Regions from separate parts of the Homo sapiens genome. Here regions 2 and 3 are each linked to region 1. The links are chromatin loops, found by intact Hi-C in ENCODE. Cell type or tissue: IMR-90. All regions are shown on one strand.

Evidence for each region. Hi-C counts contacts between places; a loop is a spot of excess contacts. Peaks named below come from ENCODE experiments on the same cell type or tissue, not always from the same donor. Only the 100,000 strongest peaks of a DNase experiment are listed, where the experiment ranks them.
Region 2: it touches region 1 in a loop (2.9-fold over the local background); 2 of 110 quality-filtered maps call a loop at or near these places.
Region 3: a loop joins it to region 1, with 2.7 times the contacts of the local background. A loop is called at or near these places in 3 of 110 quality-filtered maps.

Annotation. Positions count from the first base shown.
Region 1 is chr9:4,079,713-4,084,712 of GRCh38, forward strand. All of the region lies in intron 4 of GLIS3 (GLIS family zinc finger 3), which reads right to left. Among named protein-coding and RNA genes, the nearest start is that of GLIS3-AS1, 180 kb to the left of the region's middle. In IMR-90, a CTCF peak has its summit at 2,054; DNase peaks (open chromatin) are centred at 1,989, 4,209 and 4,989; H3K4me3 peaks cover 354 bases; H3K27ac peaks cover 1,204 bases.
Region 2 is chr9:3,464,993-3,469,992 of GRCh38, forward strand. All of the region lies in intron 1 of RFX3 (regulatory factor X3), which reads right to left. Among named protein-coding and RNA genes, the nearest start is that of RFX3, 59 kb to the right of the region's middle. In IMR-90, a CTCF peak has its summit at 2,785 (motif pointing right); a DNase peak (open chromatin) is centred at 2,789.
Region 3 is chr9:3,946,343-3,951,342 of GRCh38, forward strand. All of the region lies in intron 4 of GLIS3 (GLIS family zinc finger 3), which reads right to left. Among named protein-coding and RNA genes, the nearest start is that of GLIS3-AS1, 50 kb to the left of the region's middle. In IMR-90, no CTCF peak of the experiment used is centred here; a DNase peak (open chromatin) is centred at 2,729; H3K27ac peaks cover 806 bases.

The DNA.
Region 1 (5,000 bases):
GCCTTCTTTTCTACCTTTGAAAGATGGATGTGAAAAAAAAAAAAAAAGAAAAAAGAAAACCTACCTGAAACAGGTTGCTGTAATCATTCAAAGCACCCAACACCCAACATGTAAGAGAAATTCAATGAATCAGAGCTACTGATAAGTAAACATCAACACTGCTCTCTCAAAATTTAAAAAAAAGGGAAGAAAATAGAAGAAATAAGAAAAAGGTAGTTATTTAACAGACACTTGTTGAAAAAAGAAAGGATACTCTGAATACTCTCCTCCTTAAGGGTGGAAAATATGCACAATGATTTAAGAAGGTGACATACAGGATCCATTTGGAAAATGCTATTGTAAAAGTGTTTGTGCAGGAATCTGCCTGCTTGTCAAATTCAATGACTAACTATATTGGAACCCCCCTGGCTTTATGACTGGGTTGAAAACCGTGTGCTGTGGTTCCTATACTATCCTTTCTTCCAATTCTAAGACACCTGACATATTAGTTTTCCCATTTATTTTTCCAGCATTCTTGCATTCGTAAGCATTTCCTGAGCACCCACCATGTCTCAGGTATTGTGCTAGGCACTAGAGACACAGAGGTAAGTGCCAGAGCTCAGATTAGGGTGAGGCATGATGTATTCCCCATAGGTGAATCATTTAAGGGGGCTCCAAAAACTCAGTAATCAGGATAAAAAAACATTTTGATGCAGTATTTAAAATAATCAACATTAGTACAAAAAAATGCATGATGAACAAATTATCAAAATTTTAAATAAAGACAAGATGATTTAATACTGCCCTGTTGTGCCATACTGGAGCTAAGGGAAAGGATAAATCACTAATGTGTATTCTACCCCATTTAAAATTTTGATATTTTGTTCACCAAGGATTTTAAAAATTAATACTGATTAAATATTACATTAAAATATTATTTACCTTTATTATTGAGCTTTTGGCACCCCCTTAGATTTCTGACACTAATCCTGGCCCTGAGTAGGACATATTTTGTAGTTGGCTGAAAACTGAAATACTAATGTCAACAAAAGAGAGAAGTCTAGGGGCATTAAAATACATTACAAATATCAAAGAAAGATAAAGTGAGGGGGCAGATAACGCAAGGCTCTTCAGTGGCAATACCTGCAGCCAGGCCTTCCGTTGGATCATCTTGACCCCCGGGCGTACATCGTACAACCTTCACACCCCCTTCACCTCTCAAGGAAACGGTGTTTGAGGTGGGTCTGCTTACCACAGTCCTTGTCAACTTGCAGCAACACAGGGCAACTGATTTCATGAGCAGGGTTTCTACTCCACAGGGCGTTTTTCCAGTCTTGCCTGGCTTGTCCTTGATTACGGCAGTAGAGGGTAGAATCTGCCCCAGAACTGTTTGGCCATTAGCTATTCCTAGGTTACACAATGAGCTTCATATTCAGTGCAGGCCAGGCACTCAAATTCTTGCACATCACTAAGGAATACTGTGCTAGAGGGAAGCATGACTACCAGACAGAGCTGGTACAAAAATGACCCACTTACCTTCTATACAAAGTATTATTAAGCATCTGGACCCTCCTAGCCAGGCCTCTGCAGTCCTTTGTCCTCACCACATTAACCCTTTTTACCCTGTCGCATATACTTACTGCAATGGCAGAGGCTGCCAGCTGTGTAGTAAATTAGACTACATTTCCCAGCCTCCCTTGCACCTACATTTGGCCATGTACCTGGGTTTTGGCCAATGGGATGTGAGGAGAGCCACTTACCCGCTGTCAGTCCTCTCATGAGGAATCCTCATTTTCTTTGCTCTTTATCTGGCTAAATGGAGAAAACACTGTGGACCCCCACGATACTGGAACCTAAGGTGGATGGAGCCTGGGTCCCTGGATAAACACGTGTAAAGCCCTCCCAACTAGTTGGAAATATATTTTGATTGTGCTAAGCCACTGTGATTTGGAGGGACTGTAATAGCAACCAGCCTATCGTGACTAATACATTTCCCCAACTAGACTATAAACTCCTCACTGCCAGACTCTGAATCGGATGCATCTCTGTTTTCTCAACAGTGAGCTGCACTGCAGTACAATTCTATCATAAATTAGCCACCATAATTTCCCTCCAGAAGCCATTATATACAAGCAATTCTACAATCATTACCAAGAAAATGACTAATGGTAAATTGTTCTCCTTTTTGTATTCTCAAACTTGAAAATGAAGGCAAAATACTCCTAGAAGCCACTGTTCATTATGATCACTAAATAGAAAAATTCATGCTTCTTAAATGCCATTTCATATGCATAATCAGCTAATAATCTAAACATAAACAAACATCCAAAGACAGAGGACAGAATCGGAATGGGAGCCCCAGACACATAACTTGAGTTTTCCTCTGGAAAGATTTCTAATGCACTATGGTGTCTTAGGATATGTTTGTGCTCTGTGCATATCACAGTTGACATCTTGTCAAAACCAAGGGAAATAATTGCATCTCCGAGTAAGAGCATCATGCAGGCAGCAATTTAAATGTGGCACTGCTTATCAGCACCAATTTACTAACATTTTACTGTATATAACTATGTGTGGTAGAAGAAAAACTTCTACATCCTTACCAAGATTCAGGCATAAAAACAAAATCTGTTACACTTCCAGTTCAAAAGAAGATAGAACGAAGGAAAGGGAAATAAAATGAGAAGCTGTGTTTCTTCCCCTAAGAAATAAACTTTTAAAGAAATTTAAGTCCTAAACATTACATCTTCATTTGAAATGGGGTGGGCAAGATATAAGCCATTTTGCTCAGGTCTTGAGGGAGAAGAAAAACAACCTATCTTATGAGACTATTAAGCTAACACCTCAGCAAGCTGCAGGCATGCTTCTCATTTATTACACGAAGCTGAAATCTTCTGACAGTCCATAATTATGTGCTGAGAACTCTAATGAATAACTCTGCATCAGAAGGATTCACGAAACTTTGATCAGTGTCCCGGGAGGCAGTGGGTCAAGATGAACCCTGAAATCTGATTAACTTCACCATCTTATCTAACATTCTACAAACACTGCTTTGTAACTCTCCACTCTTTACTTGCATATTCTGGAAACACAATTTTGTCAGACATACTAAAGTAGTTCTAAAAATTGTTCATATTCACTTTCGAAACAGACTTAAGATGGAGTTTGTACCATTTCCCATACATATTTTTCGACACCTCTTTTTGTTCCAAGGCCCATGGTCATAAAAAAGTTATGTTTTGGGGCTCAATGCTATTTTAGATGGGTAACTAGCTGTAATTTAGTACCTTGTTCTCTGCAAGTGCCAAAGTTTTTAGAAGACCTAGGTCTGAAGTGGTGACATGTTTAAACTGAGTTATCCACAAACCCTTTTCTCTGTTCCCTTTGGGTTTGAGATATATAAATAAGGGAACAGAAATTTGATTTAATTGAAGCTGAATCATCTGAAAATGGAATAGAACTCATGCCTGTGGTTTCATCCACAATTTGGTTCAAGTGGTGTGTGTGTTTATGTGTGTTTAATGAAAACACAGTTGTCTTGTGGACCCTCTTACTAGAATTTGGGCAGCAATAGAGCACAAAACATGTGCCACTACTCCTCATCATTGCACCAAAGCAGACATCACTAATCAATACCCTACTCTTTTCACTGAGCCTGGCAGTCCATAATCCTTACCACAGCCCTCTAGGTAGCTGCTACTAGATACATGGAATTTAAATACTAGGTGAAATGCAGCTCCCAGCCTTGAATTTGTCCTGTTACTAATGAATGTTTGAAGTGGAGAAGATGTTGCCATTTATGTTGTTCAATTCTCCCATTCTATGGGTAAAAATACCTGAGAAATTGAAACATTAATTTACTTTCCATAGGTCATACAGCCAATCTATAGGTAGGAACTTTTTAGTTAAAATCGGAGTTATTTTTTATGTTCCTTCTTGGTATGATTTATACCACTGAAGATGTGTATGACAATGTTTAAGAGTAAGTAATGAGGTCAAGAAAAATATCTCAGGTGTGTTTTATAAACCAAGCCAAAAACACAAGAAAAAATCCACTGCAGAAAGTGCAAGGAGAGCTATAAAAATTACCCTCTACCTTGAAATCTATGCAAGATGACCAGCTAAGCTTACAGTACTCTTGCCCTATGTACCATTTGCTTACATCAATAATTTCTGGTTTCACTTGCTACTTCATGCCAGAATAAAAGCCAACGCATGTAGAAATCATCTCTAGAGAAAGAAACTGCCTCTGTTTAACTACTCTGGGTTCATCACCATTTACACTATTGCAGATGACTTCCTGCCTCTCTCCAGGAGTTCAGATGGAGCTGCTCAAGGCTCTGTTACCATTCAGAGTCTGAGGCCAGGATTTTTAGAACAAAACACAGCAACTTTTCCAGGTCTGTTTTTAAAAAGCCCATTCTGTGTTTCTGGCTTGGTAGTATTAAAAAGACAGCAAGAACTCCTTTGGGAGGGGAGAAAAAGACTACGAAGCCCTCAAACCAACAGCAGAGTGATATGATGCCAGCAATGTGTAATCTCTCTCTCCTTCCTTCCTCTCTCTAACACACACACACACACACACACACACACACACACACACAAATTCCTAGCCTCCCCTTAAACTTAGAGGGGCCTGTGGGATATCTCTTATCTTGCGGTTCTCTACATTTGAAGAACCTTTGGTAGAAATGCATGCGCAAGGAGAGGAAAAAATAATGGCAAATTGCTAATGCTATCAAGCCAAGAGCCTCCAGCAGGTTCGCGTGGTGGAGAAGAAACAGCCACGGGAAAGGACTTCACACAAGGAGACGAGGAGGAGCAGCTGGGGAGGAGGTGGAAGTGGGTGACGGAGACATGGAGCCAGAAACAGAGCTGTGAGGAAGAAGGGGAAAAAAGGCTGAGCAGCCGAAGGATGGTGGTTAAAATAACTCGTGGTAACAGAGTGTTCTTTGTTACCACACACTGCTCTTTGTTATCACACATTACAGAAAGTTATAAACAACAGAAGCATGCCGTAC
Region 2 (5,000 bases), 610 kb before region 1:
ATTTATATTCACAAGCAAACAATATTGATATATAAGGACCTGTTCCTAATTAAGGTATCTATATGTTAAAGGGGTGCTTTATTAAAATAGAAGAATCACTAACTCATAACAATATGCAGGTCATTCTTTTCCAGAGGGGAACCTTCCCCAAACCCTTGCAATCTGAACTCTTTACCCCTATAAATCAAGAGTATCAGTAGTCTGACAGCATCTTAGTATCTCACTTCTAACAACCTGCCAATCCTTGTTCTAATATCTCGTGGCAAATATAAACCATTTCTTATATGTTAACCTGTTTTGCTTTTTTTCTTTTTTTGAAACAGAGTCTCACTCTGTTTCCCAGGCTGGAATGCAGTAGCATGATCTCAGCTCACCACAACCTCCACCTCCTGAGTTCAAGTGATTCTCCTACCTCAGCCTCCTTAGTAGCTGGGATTACAGGCATGCACCACCATGCCCAGGTAACTTTTTTTTTTTTTTTTTGTATTTTTAGTAGAGACAGGGTCTCACCATTTTAGCCAGCCTGGTCTTGAACTCCCGACCTTAGGTGATCCACCTGCCTCAGCCTCCCAAAGTACTGAGATTACAAGCGTGAGCCGCTGCACTTGGCCCATATGTTAATCTGGATATATTACAAGTTCAATGAAAATATCCTTAAAGAGTAACTACAAAAATCAAAGCTATTATTCCTATTATACAGGAGTTTACAGTATACAAAGAAGAGAAGGTATGCAAACAGGGCATTTTTATTAATAATACAAGATACTATATATCTCAAAATAGAGCAGTGAGTGGTAAAGATAGTAAGTATTGCTATGGTGAAAAAAAGAAAAAGCAAAAGTGGACTCAAAGGAGATAGGGGAACTTGACTATTCCTAAAAATCAGGATTTGAAAAAAAAGTGAAGGACAGCATTCTTAGCAGGGCAAAGAACAGGAGAATGATGTAGCTGTGACCATATGAACAACATTTTCAGTGGTCAGAGTAGAGACAACATATTTGAGTTGGAAAATAAGAGAGAAATACAAGATTGGAAGTACAGAATTTATTCAAACAGCATTCATTAAGTACCTATTTATGCCATGCATAGTACAGAAATGAGCAGTTTGAAAAGAAATTCCAGACTAAGAAATTTTGTCTTTTTACTCTGTAGCAGGAAAATAGAGTTCTAAAGAACTCATGGCAATTTCATATAACATTATTTTAACCAATCTTGGCAACAAATAATTTTAAATAATAGAAAAACAGAGACTCAGGAAGGTATACATATATGCTTAAGGTCATATAGCCAAAATCAAAGCAAAAATCCCACATCTTCCTATTCCTAGCTCCATGCTCCTTGTCTTGCTCTACTGGCTATATCCTTTAGTACTTTTCATTTTCTCAAGCAAATAATAAATTATTAAAAGAAAAAAATGTGATGCAATAAAAGCAATGTTTTAGTCAAATGCATATGGCTAGGTTGTACGGGCTGAATTAAAAGATGAAGAACATGGAAAAAATGAAATCTATTAGTATAGGTTGGCACAAAAGTAATTGTGGCTTTTGCCAATTACTTTTGCACTAACCTAAAGTTACTGTAATAATCTAGGAATTGGTGGTAGCAGTAGGAATGGAAGCCATTGGATAGGAGACTTTGTATAAAAAGATTCAATTAGATGTCTTATTTGAAAATACCAAGAGATTCAAAGATAACTAGGTGATTAGTAAGTAGAGCCACTGATAAAATGTAAATGTCAAGAAATGAGTCTATTTTATTGGAGAAATCATCTACTGTGGTCAAATTATTGCCCGAAGTCAAAGATATTAGATCAAACATTTTATAAGTTTCTATCCCTGAAACAGAATAATCCAGTTTACTACCATCCTTGGATCTTTTATTTACAAATACTTATCATTTTCTGTCTAGACTTAAAGCTTAGACACCACCCTCTATCCAACCCCCGGAGGTATTCATATGCATAAAGCCCAATAAGAGTTTATGCCTACTTCCTGGAAACCTCTAAGAGAAAGCTGATATACCTAAATCTAAAGAATTATATATATATATATATATGTATATACATACATATATATAAGTATATATGTATATACATACATATATGTAAGTATATATGTATATACATACATATATGTAAGTATATATGTATATACATAATATATATGTATATACGTATATAATGTATATATGTATATACATATATAATGTATGTGTATATACATATATAATGTATATATGTATATACAATATATATTATATATACATATATATGTACATACATACATATATATACATATATATACACACACACAAATATATATATGTGTGTGTGTATGTACGTGTGTGTGTGTGTAATTAAGTCTATCACTGAGCCAAGGCTTTCTTTCAAGGCATCAGGGTTTTTTGTCAGTCATAAGTAAAAGACTAATCTCTATATCATACATTAAGGCTTGCAACTGAGAAAGTATTTTAAAACCTACATAAAGATAAATCTATCTTCCCTCTTACATGAAAATTATTTCTCAAGGAAAGGTTATATTCATAACTTCTTCTAAGGTCCTGAAGAATTCCATTCACTTATGATATTAATTTATTAATGAAAATACTGGACTAGTAGCTCTTTATTAATTATAAATCAAGACATCCAACAGAATAACTAGTCTTCAAAAGAGGACAACAAAGAGGGTGAGGACCAAAGAAGAAAGAGCTAAACCCAAGTAAAAGCATATGCAACCTGGAATGGAAAGAACAGAGGACAATGCTGCTCTTTGCAATGGCCAGTAGAGGCTGCCAGTGTACAAGCACACATAGGGCTTCCCCTCCCCGCCTCCCACAGACACAGAGTTGTCAACAAAATAAGAAACATTTCCATGGTATAATATGAAGCCCAGCACTCTAGGCTCATCACAGAGCATCATGCAGCAGCAATCACCAAGTGTCCTTGCAACCATGGCTTCTGGGTATGTGTCATGGGAACAAAAGAAAGCCAGAATATTTTTTGAGTACTTCTGAAAGATGATCGCATTTAACCACTGTCTGACCAAAAGAAACTACCAATCCTATGTGATTACCTTTCCAGAAACGATGCCTCAAGTTTTACAGACATGTGAAAATGGGTATTTTCCATGAAAGATAACTCAATTTAGGGCCTTCAAAATCTTTATTTGAATAGATGTATTACTCGGCTTCTTCAAATACAGTGAATTGTTACAGCTAAAGGACTCAGTTACTGAGTACAGAGACACAATTTGATCTAAAATTTGTAAGTATCATTCTTAAATAACAAATACTAACATACTTAAAAGGAATTTATTGATATTTGGCAGTCAGGTGAGATTCTGTCCATCTGTGCCCCTCACCCAGAGCCAAAAACACAAAGACACTCAAGTACACCAAGTGGCAATCACTTTTTAAAATTCATTTCATGAATCTGCTCTACAATTTTAAGAATTATGTATCTGGCCCTTTTTGAGCTCCACAACACTGCTATTTCTTGTAGAGAGAAACTTTGCTGTCAATCACTGCTCCCTTTTGCCACGCAAATATGTGCTGCAGCTTTCACTTGTCATTCCTATTATATGTAATGTAGGCAGCTTAGCACTAAATCAATTTAAGGAACTGCAGGAGTTAAATACATACATTATTATTTTGATGACAGAAAAGGCAATGAATGTCTTGCAGCTCCATTTGCTTTCTTTGTTAAGAAAGAAAAAGCTAATTATCTGCAGCTGTCAACCATGAAGACCTAGACCTATTTAAGTCAACATTAGCCTTGGACAACTGAAAATATTTCTCAGATTTTTACCCGATTGTTTTCCTTTTGAAAAAAAAAAAAAAAAGAAAAAAGAAAAAAAAGAAGAAAAACCGCATACTTTCATTACAAAATATTAAACATTCTAAAGGGCAATGTAAAAACAAGTTGAAAAATGTAAAACTACATAGTTGTATCCCTTTTCAAAACCAATTCATTTAATATTTTTTAAAACTGCCTGTCAGTTTTTCGTAATACCCACTCTCTAATTAGTGTAGCCAAAATTTAGAAAAATGCAAAGCATCTCCAGATAAATTCATTAAAAAAACATTCAAGTGAAAGCCCAGACTATTGGTTACAATGAAACTATGTTACAGATGATCAAGGGATAAATTCTGTTCATTTATTTAACAAAAAGAGAAAGAAAGAAATACATGTCCAAAGTTGAACTGCTGCAAAAAGACAGAAAATGCATACTGAATTTGTGTTCAATGTAGGAACACAAATACGTTATGCTTCTGTGTTCATATACTATTTCATATACATTATTTTCTTTACCTACCAATCTTCTATTTTCTAGTCTAGTACCATTAGAATCTAGAAATACTTCGTTCTGAATTTTCTTTTTTCAAATTTAAGGATCAACTTGGGTATTTTTCCAGGACACCCAATAAGGATGAAAACAATATTTTCAATAAGTCAAAGATAAAGTCAATATATAAACTACGAAATCTCTCAATACTGGGTTCTAAAAAGTGCAGAAAGGTCATTATTCTTGATTGTGAACATAAATTTGTTTTGCACTTGTTTTTACTGGGTCAATGATAAAATATTATTTTCCTATTATTTTCTTTGGAACAGCTCTTCTCATGGGAATACACTTAAAACTATTTTACAATTTCACATTAAAATACTGTCCAGTTAGCTTTCAAATAATTTTTTAGACACCAATATAAATTCAACCGTACAAAATCAACAATGAAAGAAAAACAGGACATATGACCCAAAATAATTATAGTTTTAAAAATTATAGATCATGTTGCAGTGAGCTGAGATCGCGCCACTGCACTCCAGCCTGGGTGACAGAGCGTGACTCCGTCTCAAAAAAAAAAAAAAAAATTATAGCTCATGTGTAAGTCCCTAAACCAGCCTTAAAAAGGAAGCCTTTTCGAAGTACACCTAACCGACAACTCCAAGATGCTGATTTGCCACAAGCACCCCTGCAATATTCAAGGATCACTATTGTAAT
Region 3 (5,000 bases), 130 kb before region 1:
AATGGAGAAAATGAACTCCTTGTAAGAATGCATATTGATTGCCTAGACTTCCTTGTGTAGTAAGCTCATTAAGGCTTTTTAATTAGGTAGGGTTGGTTACTGCTCATGATGACATCAAATGGTCAACACTGCAAAAGCTTTTATAAAATGCATTTACAGGTTTTAGATGCTGAATTTTCATGTCCTATAGAACTACTGTAAAATGTATCTTTAAATATTTGAATATTTAACCATGTAGGAAAAATACTAATAACAACATATGGTTGTATTTTTGTGAATGTGATGCATTTACTTCTTTATTGATATTCTGAGAAATTTGTAGCAACAACTTGTGAAGTAAGTGAGCTGTTTTCCTACCACTCCCTTTTCCAAATCTGAGCTAGATACACAGATCTATTGGGAACGTGTTAGTAGCAATAATTCAAGGCACATAAATGTGTGCCTTCTCATACATAAAGGAAAAGAAACTGTTTTAAATTGCCCTTTAAAAGCTGAGCTAATATGCTGTCAAATATGCCAGGGAAGAGCCTCTCATCAGAGTTTCTCATGCAAAGAAAAATGATCTTTTCGACCTTGCCCTGAGTTGCCCTGAGTCGAGTGTCACCAAACAGCAGGTCAAGCAGTTTCCCACGACGCCACGCCTCTGTCGGCCATCCTACAGCCAACCCCTCACGACGCCACGCCTCTGTCGGCCATCCTACAGCCAACCTCTCAGAATGGGAGGCAGGGACTCCAATCCAGTGTCCCAGGTTATAACTATGCTTGGCTACAGGGTCTGTGTTCAACGCACATGGGCTGAAGCAAAGCCTTGGCTCTGTCTTCCCTGTTGGCAATGGACTTGGCTGCCCAGTAATTAATTGTCTTTGACTGCAAAGATGAGAATTGCCACTTCTTGCCTTCAGTTTTATTAAGAATTGGCTTGCTTGGTTTAACAGAACTAAGCAATATATTTATTTACTATGGTGTTTCCCAAAACGATTGCTGAATTCTGTCATCTCTTGACTGAGAAACTGTTTGCGGGTTGCAACAGAATGTATGCTAACATACATACAGCAACACAAACCTCCAAGACAAACTGTTTAAGTCAATTTGCTTATCATATAGGCACATAGGTGCAAATATGTGCATATGCATTTGTGGGTACAGCCATGGGCACACACTTTAACACTTGCACACATATCCCACACAGATTCTGTAATAAATGTGTGTGTTTAAGATCTGTGTGCAGGGGTGTAGAAGCAAGCATGAATTTGCCAAGAGAGAAAAGGAAATTCACACACGAAGAGAATAATTTACCATAAATTGGCCCACACTGAGTTTATTCCAAAAAACGGAGTGCAAGATGCCAAATTTTTAATGGCTCTTGCTATTCCAGATCTGGCCCTGACAAGCTTTGGAAGAGATGCAAGTGGGCAGGAAAGATGGGATTAAAAAATTATATCTTAAGCCTTTTCACTTTCAAATGTAAAATTTCCACCACTGCGACAAGACAGGGGGAAAGAGAGTGGCAGAGATATTTTCCTGACACTGTGCTTTTCTCAACAAAAAGCCATCGATTTCCATTATGCACTTCTTAAATATAAATCCTGTACTTCTTGTTAAAAATCATCTGTGACTGGCTGCCTAAAAAAGAAAGAGATATGAAAATAATGGAACTCAAAACCTTGCATTAGCCCTGGCGGCCATTACAAAGGGGTGATCTCAGAGTGATGCCTTCACTGCAGCTCCATCGTCCTAGGATTGACAATCTTTTGTGACAACCCACACTGGTTCATCAAAACCATTCACTTGCTTCTAAAATGCATCATCTCCAGTTTCTTTTCTTTCAAGGTGGAACTTTTCTGCATAGCTTTCCCATCACAAGCCTAGCTGGCACACAGCAGGGACTCAGAAAACCCTTCATTCTTTCCGCTTGCTCTTCTCCTTTCTTGTGCTGATTTTAAACTACTCTATCCCATTTCTGAATGTCTCTTTTGGCTGATGAGGAAATCTCTCTCACATTTTACCCCTTCTTCCTATATGTTCACTCATGGCTAAGAAACTGTCATTAAATCCATTAACTCTTTCCATCGATGACCTTTTGGGTCTTAAGACCCACACTCATAGTTATTCAATCACTGTCATGCCTGCAGTGTACTTTGATCCCTATAATTCTTATGAAAAATACCTTGGCTCAGAATTGTAACCTCAATCCCCCTGACTGTTCTACTTAATACACCTTCCACCCCCTCTCTCTGGAACCTGACTCAAGTGATCCCAGGAATAATAAGTCTATGAAAAATTCTGCCTAAAAGTATAAAGTCTAGGGTAGATGAAACTATTTCATCATCTTAGTTTAAATTTGATGAGAATATGGGTCTAATTATTTAGAGTAGTTGGCCTTTGCATTGAATTTAAACTACTGTTGTTTATTATTTCCATAAAAAGTAAAAGAATGAGCAAAATGAGTTGTTTCCATGATATGTTTCTTCCTTTATTTTATCTCTTTGTCATCTTACAGAGCCAACAATTTTGGCTGGAAAGTATCTAGCACATAGTAAATTCTCAATAAATGTTACCCATTATCATCAACATCCATCCACATGTATTCAAATTATCTAATATTATGGTTCTCATTTTACAAGTAAAGGAAATTGAGACATAGAGAGGTTAAGTGACTTGCCAAAGTCACACACAACTAGTAAGTGAAGAGCCTCAACTAGGATCATGGCCTTTTGGCTCAGTTATTTAACCAAGTATTCCCTCCGTGTAATTCCAAAGGAATGTTATTTTTCAAGAGGTCAAGGAGATAAGAAAAAGAACATGTCTCAGAAGGAATCCAGTTGCTCTCTTTCTTTTTTTCTCTTACAAAGTAAAACATATTAATAATTTAAATTCACAAAGACTGACTATCCTAAATTATACTAATCATTCTCATCAAAATCTGAGCACAGCGTTAAACCATTAGCAATGACTAGAAAGTACTGTGAGCCTTATGTTCTTGGCATGATCTTCCTTTTTAACTAACTATACTTCTCAAATAAAAACAAATGCGGTATGCATCTGTGAGCCACTCAGAAGCCTGGGCTGCTGAGAAAAAAATGCAAAGTGATACCTGGCATAAAAGAGTCAACATGACAATTCTAGAAGAACCTACAAGATTGCACATTCAGCCAAACAACGAAATATCTTACAGCGAGATCCCTTTTCATTTTATCAAATATAGGATCCTGAGGATTAATACAAATTTACCAACAGTAACAAAACTTGGCCCTCCTTAGGTGCGTACTTAGCTTACCTTTTCTTCAAAGTAACTTTACTGGTGGGAAAAAGAAAGATGTTTTCGAAGTTCCCATAATCTAACAGGTGCCTAATACATATTAGGTGCTCAACAAATTGTCTTTTTTGGAAAAATAATAAATCAATGGAATATTTGCCTAAATATTTATTGTAGCACTTTCAAGTCTCTTTGAGGCAAAATGCCTCGAGAAAGAGAAAAATAGTTCATTTTGCTATTTTCCGTTGGTGGATATAAGAATCCAATCTGCGTCATATCAGAAGACACATGGCTATGGATTGTTCCGTTGTTAAACTTGGCCTAGACCTCTCCTCTGAATGCCAAGCCCTACTGCCTATTCAACATCTCTACACTGAGGGCTCACAGGCATCTCAAAGTACATATTCCAACACTTAACAATGACCTTTTCCCCCAGAGCCTTCACTGCCTGCTCTCTATTCACCCAGCAGCGCAGCCCCAAAGCCTACAAGTCATTTTTGACATTTCCCTCTCCCACATATCCATCTCTAATCTCCAAGTCTGCAACTATCTCTCAAACATAAATACTTCTCTCCATCAATATCTGACCTTCCCTAAGCTAAGCCACTATGGCCTCCCACCTGGTCTACTTCAGTGATCTCCTAATAGGTCTCCCCCATCCACTCTTGTCCTCACCCACCATCTAGTGTCACACTGCAGCTGGAGTCACTTTTGAAAACTAGAAATCTAATAATGTTCCTCTTCTGTGTAGAATTCTTCAAAGATTTCCCACTGGTTTTCAAATAAAGCCCAAAGCCTCGCCATGGCTCATACATCTTGCTTGATGTGGCTCCCGCCTACTTCTCCAGCCTCATCTTCACCTCTCCTCCCCTTCCCTTTGCTCCCTCAGCTCAGTTTCTCAAGGGCACCATGCCCCTTCCCACCTCAGGGCATTTGCACATGCTATTTCCTTTGCCTGGAAAAATGTTTCCTTCTTATTTGCCTGGTTAAATTCTATGCATTATTCACAGCTTAGTTGAAATATTTCTTTTTCAGAAAAGCATTCTCTGTCCCAGTGGTTATGTTTAGTCTCTCACATATATGCCCTTATAGCATCCTCATGGAACGTGAGTCCGCTAGGACAGGAACCAGGCTTGTCCCTTTTCATGATGCAGCAGCATGTGTAGTAAGCACCCAATGCAGATGTGTTGAATAACGGACAAGTGACTTGTTAAAAATTAAAATGCAAGTTATTCATATTAAAATGCTTTCTTCCTCTCTTCTCCTCCCTCCCTCGCTTTCTTTCTCTTTTTGAAACTATGCTTCTAGGGCTTAAAATCCACTCAGAATAACCATAAATTCATAGGAACAGTATTTGTTCTAACAATGGGGAATAATAAAAGATGAGACAAACTTACAGAACAGACCCTCAGGTCTGGAGACCAAAAAAATGTTTGTGAAGCCCTCTATAATTTCTAAGTTCTACATGAAATGCATGTTTTCTAGATTCTAACTGCACACACAGAAATATCTCAACTCATTTTGACAAAGTTATCCACCAGGGAGATGAATAAATAGCTTCACTAAATACATATGGTGCAATTACACCCAGCAATAAGTGACAACAGGTCTTGCTTTATAGTAATCTAAAAATTCAAAGCCCAATTATTTCAGCTGCTCAGTAAATAATACTGAAAAGACGTGGTAGTAAAGCAACTTAAGAACATACTGTATTAGTAAACACTAATGATCTCTTTATGATCCA